Linked DNA regions of Homo sapiens: region 1 is linked to region 2. The links are chromatin contacts, found by Hi-C or POLR2A ChIA-PET in ENCODE. All regions are on one chromosome and are shown on one strand. The core of a region is the stretch at or near the end of the contact, and the rest is flanking DNA. Distances in the headings are between cores, read along the strand shown. Region 1 holds the start of ANXA2R (annexin A2 receptor). Region 2 overlaps GHR (growth hormone receptor).

Region 1 (2,700 bases), core at 32-2,531, 460 kb before region 2:
CAAGTTTGGTTTCGCAATATCGAGTCCTGTCTTAGCTATGCTTGTGTGTTTTTAAAACTCCCGTGGAAGTCAGGAAATGCCGGCGATCGCGATGTCTCAGTTTTACCAAGCTCCCTTTGACAATAGCAAGTCCTGCCCATCGAGACTTTTTCCTCTTGTAGACCAAATCGGGATGTACCAGCTACTACGATTTTTTAGACGTAGCTAAACACGTTTAACCGTGGATATTTTTGTTTTTTTTCTCGTAGGAAATTATGACAGGAGCAACCTGCAGGGGTTTAGATCTGACAGAAATATTCTAATGGTAGGCATTGCATCGCTTAGCCATATTTGTAATTTCTTCTTTGTAGGGTTGGTTCTCTGTAACTTTTGCTTACCTTAAAATTATTTTTGTGTCTTGCTCTGAGGACAATGTTACCGATGTGTTTTTCATTTTTACTTGCATTTCAGACTTTCATTATTTTAAATTATGTATTTTTTTTTTCTTCTAATTTTGAGCGTCTCAGATTCGTGCTTCTTGACTTTCATTCTCTCAGGAGCCGGGGAGCCGAGCTCGGTCTTAGCCTCGCTGGTATCAGGTTCCGGGTTCTGTCTGGAGGCTCCGCTTCCTATGCAGAGCTGGCGGTTTTGTATCAGCACGTTTGCCAGTGGCGCCCACTGGGCGTTTTCTCAGTTGCTGCACCCAACGTGACATTTCCCGTTCGCGGGGTCCTTAGGTTCTCAGTGCTGTCACTTTTTCGCTCCTACAACCGCTAGTATCTCCTAGGAACTTCCTGAACCCCGTTTTGCCGTGCAGAACGGTGATTGCACCGAGCCGCTGTTCGCACTAGTAATTGTGTGGTACCATTAGCCGGCGCTTTTTCTGTCACAACCCATTAAAACGGGTTAAAACATATTAAACCTATCAAACACATTGAACGGATTAAAACACATTAAATGCCGCAACACATTTTTCTGGTACAACACATTGAAACAGAGTTGGTTCATTCCTCCAAACAGGTTGTTTAGGTGTGGAAGCACCGCTCTTAGTTCTAAGAGCATGCTGTTTCTCTTTAGCAGCACCCTTTACGGCGCCAAAACGGATATTTGTTTGGCAATACCAGCGCTATCCGCTAGGTGCCGGCGCTTGCTAAGTTCAACGCGCCAGTTTCTCGTTTGCAAGGTGGTTAGGGCAGAGCCCTAGCAGACAGTTTTCCGGTGGCAGCAACGCTCATTTCCCGGAAACGGGTGGTTCTTGGCCCTTGCGCGCTCTTGAATACCTGCGTTCTGTAGCGCTAGTTCTCTTCAAGATTTGCTTAGTGTCATTTCATTTCGGTTTCTTTTCTCGCCATGTTTTTCTGTCGGAATTACGGTTCGTTTTGGTTCTATGTACTCTCTAAAATGTTATCGTTTTTCATTTGTCTACTAATTTTCGTGCATTTGTTACTACTGAGTTTCTTAATATCTGACTGGCCTCCGCCCACGGGCTCTGCAGAGCATAAATACTCAGGCTGATGGTAGTGCAGAGACTCTCCCTCCTTGATCAGCGCAAACGTTGGTCTGAGGCTTGAGGGATGGAGCAACATTTTCTTGGCTGTGTGAAGCGGGCTTGGGATTCCGCAGAGGTGGCGCCAGAGCCCCAGCCTCCACCTATTGTGAGTTCAGAAGATCGTGGGCCGTGGCCTCTTCCTTTGTATCCAGTACTAGGAGAGTACTCACTGGACAGCTGTGATTTGGGACTGCTTTCCAGCCCTTGCTGGCGGCTGCCCGGAGTCTACTGGCAAAACGGACTCTCTCCTGGAGTCCAGAGCACCTTGGAACCAAGTACAGCGAAGCCCACTGAGTTCAGTTGGCCGGGGACACAGAAGCAGCAAGAGGCACCCGTAGAAGAGGTGGGGCAGGCAGAGGAACCCGACAGACTCAGGCTCCAGCAGCTTCCCTGGAGCAGTCCTCTCCATCCCTGGGACAGACAGCAGGACACCGAGGTCTGTGACAGCGGGTGCCTTTTGGAACGCCGCCATCCTCCTGCCCTCCAGCCGTGGCGCCACCTCCCGGGTTTCTCAGACTGCCTGGAGTGGATTCTTCGCGTTGGTTTTGCCGCGTTCTCTGTACTCTGGGCGTGCTGTTCACGGATCTGTGGAGCTAAGCAGCCTTAGATAGCAGCAGAAGGCTTTTTGGATTCTCCTCCTTGAAAAGATTCTCAGTTACCAAACGTCTCCACCTAGAAAATAAAAATACATTAAGATGTGCTTTCATTGCTGGTTGTCAGTTTTTAAATTCTCTTTTTCCCTTATGTTTCTTTCTTGTTTCGCGTCGCTTATTACTTTCAGTTTCCTTGTATTTTAAATATTTGTATTTATTTCATTAAATATTTCATTCGTATCTGTTTTCACTTTGAGAAATCTATTTTACGATTGTAGAATTCTTAGAGTTTTTGGCAAATTTAAAATTTGTTTTTTTCCATTGTATTTTAAAATCTTATTCCTACTATTTTTCTAATTATTGCTTTTTAAATGTATTGTTTGTTTACATTTAATTTTATATCATGTCTTTTACGTTATTATAACGTCTTTTTAATTTTAATTGTTAATTTTATTTTTAACAGCGGTCTTTCTTTTTTTCAGTATATCGATTCATTGTTTTACACTCAGGAATTTTATTCACGATCATAAGACTGAGAGGTTTATCAATCTTTGCTATTTCTCGTGGAAGGACCACGCA
Region 2 (2,700 bases), core at 122-2,621:
GGTGCAAGGGCCTAGTTGACTGAATGGAAAAGGTAAGATCTTGAGTAATTAGTGGGTTTCCATTTCTAAGTGAAGACAGAAATGGGAGAGGAGAAGGAGTTTAATGTCAGTAGAAAGCTGAAGCAAGGCTTCCCAAACTGGTTAATCTTCAGACTCATGTTTGGAGGTTTAGTCAAACAAACAAGCACACCTAACACAGAAAACACTCCAGAGCATCATTCTGTTGCAGGATTCTTCAGGTCTTGCTTTTCCAGCTGGAAACTTTTGTGTTTCCTTTTTGTGGCTGGTGGCACATTTGCCCAAGTTTTGCTCGGGCCCAATGGGCTTGTTCTGCCAACGGCCTGGTAGGCTATGCTCGGGTTGCGCTACCAGCCTGGACCCCATGCCTGCCAAGGGCAAGCCAGGCGTGGAGCAATGAGGGATACGTGAGTGGGTAAGCATGGGGTTCAGCCACTGTGTACAGCCAGGTACACCAGCTGCCGTGGTGGGGTGAGCAGCTCCAGGCACCAGCACAGGCACCAGCTCCATGCAAGCCTGCGGCTGCATCTGATGTACGCAAATGGCTTCCACCGTGGGCAACTGCATCTGGACGAGGGGAATGTGGTGACGCCTGGGAGCATGGAGATGACAGAAACCGCAGAGCCCCCAAAGAGGGTGTCACACAGGTCTGGGCTCCCCAAAGGGCTGTAGCTCTTCTGTTCTTGTCACCTACAATGTGGTGGGCAGGGAAGGCATGTCTCAGCCCTGTTCGTGTTACAGCTCTTTCAGTCCTGCTATTAAGTGGGTCCTGAGTTCTTGTCCCACATCCAGGAAGAATGAGATACACAGACAACTGGAAGGTGAGCAAGGTGAAGAAATACTTTACTGAGTGACAGTACAGTTCTCAGGAGACCTGAAGTGGGTAGCTCTTATCCATAGGCAGGTCATCCCGACATCTGCCCGAGTTTGGATAAGTCCAGGGATTTTATGAGATCAGAAGGGAGGAAGGGTGTGCTTATTGGTCCATGGGTGGCTATGGGAAGGCCTGGATAAAGCACCATAAGTTCTCACTCCCAGCCAAGGACTCCACCTGGAACTGATAGCTCAGCCACAAGGCTTCCGGCCATCCCTGGCTTGAAGGTGGAGCTTCACTGGGGACTGGCCTCTTTCTGCCCAGGAGCCTGTCTGCCTTCTGCCACCATCTACATGTCATCCACAGCACCCAGGCTGTTCATGCCAAGGGGCGCCTGCAGGCCTGCGCTGAACCACCCCTTAGTGCCCTCTCAGTCTCCCTCCCATGCTGGTTGGTGTCCAAAGTCCAGAGAGTGCCTATGTGCCAGGGGGCTGGTGTGTCAGCACTGCTCCGAGTGTGTGCACACCTGACCAGGTCATGACAGCATCCAGGCTTGGCCATGACTTTGCTTCACCCCGGAGCGGGTGCTGGGTGCAGGTGCAGGGAGAGGCCAGGGAGTGATAGCAGGCACTTCCAAGCCTGCAGGAGCAGGGGGTGCTTCCTGGGCCCCCGAGAGCACGGGGATGCCCAGGTCTAGAGGCACAGATGGGCAGCTGCAACTGTGCCTGAAGAGCACTGGGCTTCAGACCTGCCAACTCAGAAGGGTCAGGCTTCCCACCTGGCAGCTCTGTGGAGGGCACAACCACAGCCGCACCTCCCCCACTACAGCCGGCATCTTCACAGCAGCGGCTCCAGATGGGCCGCTGCTGCCATCAATTCCAGATCTTCCACATCAGAATCTCTATGTATGAGGCTTCAGAATTTGTATTTTTCAGAAAACTTCCAGCTTATTCTAAGGAACAGCCACAGTTGGTCTAATACAGGACCTCTGAGGTCCCTTCCAACTTTCAGAAGACCAACTTCACTAACATAATATATGCTTAATGCAACCTTCAAATTAATGGCAAACTTGTCTATTCCACTAGCAACCTGTCTCTAGAGAAAGAAAGGGCAGAGGTAACTAAGATTTCTACAGTGTGGACTGCAACTTACAGTTTTCACAATTCCATAACAGACACAATCTCTCTTAACCGTTTAATCCTCACAACAAGCTTGCAAGTAGGAAAATTCTAAAACTCCACTGACAGTTGGAAAAGCAAGTTCCAGTGAGGCTGCCTTAGGGTGGTGAGTCCAGAAGCCATGACTTTTGACTGGAGTTTATTCCTCTCCATCATAATGTGCAGTGCCTTTTCAATTCCGTTCTGACTCTGGACTTATAAACAATCTTTTAATCAAACAATTTAGAGGAGCTCTAAGAATGATGGCCAAGTCCAAGTTATGTGCAGAATAAGAATGGAAACAAGCATAAGAAAGAGATTTGTAATGGCAATCAAGAGACGCATCCTCATCTTTTCTGCTGGTGCTGCAGGAAGCAGAAGGAAAATACTCAGTGGTAATTTTCAAGGAATACGAAAGATGAATGAAGGTGGGTGAGGAGTCAGGGGCCACGCTTCTGCCACTGGAGAGAGGAGAGTGATTTTATAAGGGTCTTGTCTGAACATAATTCATAAACTTCAAAATCTTCTTTCTGCTGAGGACCACTCTGCAGTGAGGGAATAAGCAGGTATTTCCTATTTTGTCATGTTTCAAACAGATTTTCAAATAAATTTTTTCAACTAAAACACTTGCTGTTAAATGCCAACCGATTGAGAAAAACACACTAGAGAAGGAGGTTGTGTGTCTTGGTCCTACCTCTGACAGTAACTGCT

The links. A loop is a pair of places that touch in the nucleus more often than their neighbours do. ChIA-PET counts read pairs that join two places held with the same protein, here RNA polymerase II (POLR2A). Pooled maps may share reads with other maps.
Region 1: a loop to region 2 is called in a map of K562, with 4 times the contacts of the local background. The contact joins the promoter of ANXA2R here to the enhancer-like site in region 2. A Hi-C loop is called at or near these places in 1 of 168 maps with a recorded cell type or tissue (K562) and 2 of 50 pooled maps. POLR2A ChIA-PET finds 5 or more read pairs at or near these places in 1 of 52 experiments (activated B cell).

The regions. Positions count from the first base shown.
Region 1 is chr5:43,038,900-43,041,599 of GRCh38, reverse strand. It overlaps ANXA2R (annexin A2 receptor), which reads left to right and starts at 1,281. Exons shown (of 1, transcript NM_001014279.3): 1 at 1,281-2,229. The coding sequence starts at 1,554. The coding sequence ends at 2,135. The region is part of intron 2 of ANXA2R-OT1 (ANXA2R overlapping transcript 1); the gene reads left to right. RefSeq lists a silencer at 1,018-1,287 and enhancers at 1,628-1,677, 1,688-2,097, 2,118-2,167, 1,859-2,399.
Region 2 is chr5:42,580,667-42,583,366 of GRCh38, reverse strand. All of the region lies in intron 2 of GHR (growth hormone receptor), which reads right to left. Among named protein-coding and RNA genes, the nearest start is that of GHR, 160 kb to the right of the region's middle. Within about 2 kb of position 1,371, at least 2 of the 41 ENCODE cell types and tissues checked have a DNase peak (open chromatin) inside an H3K27ac peak, as active enhancers do.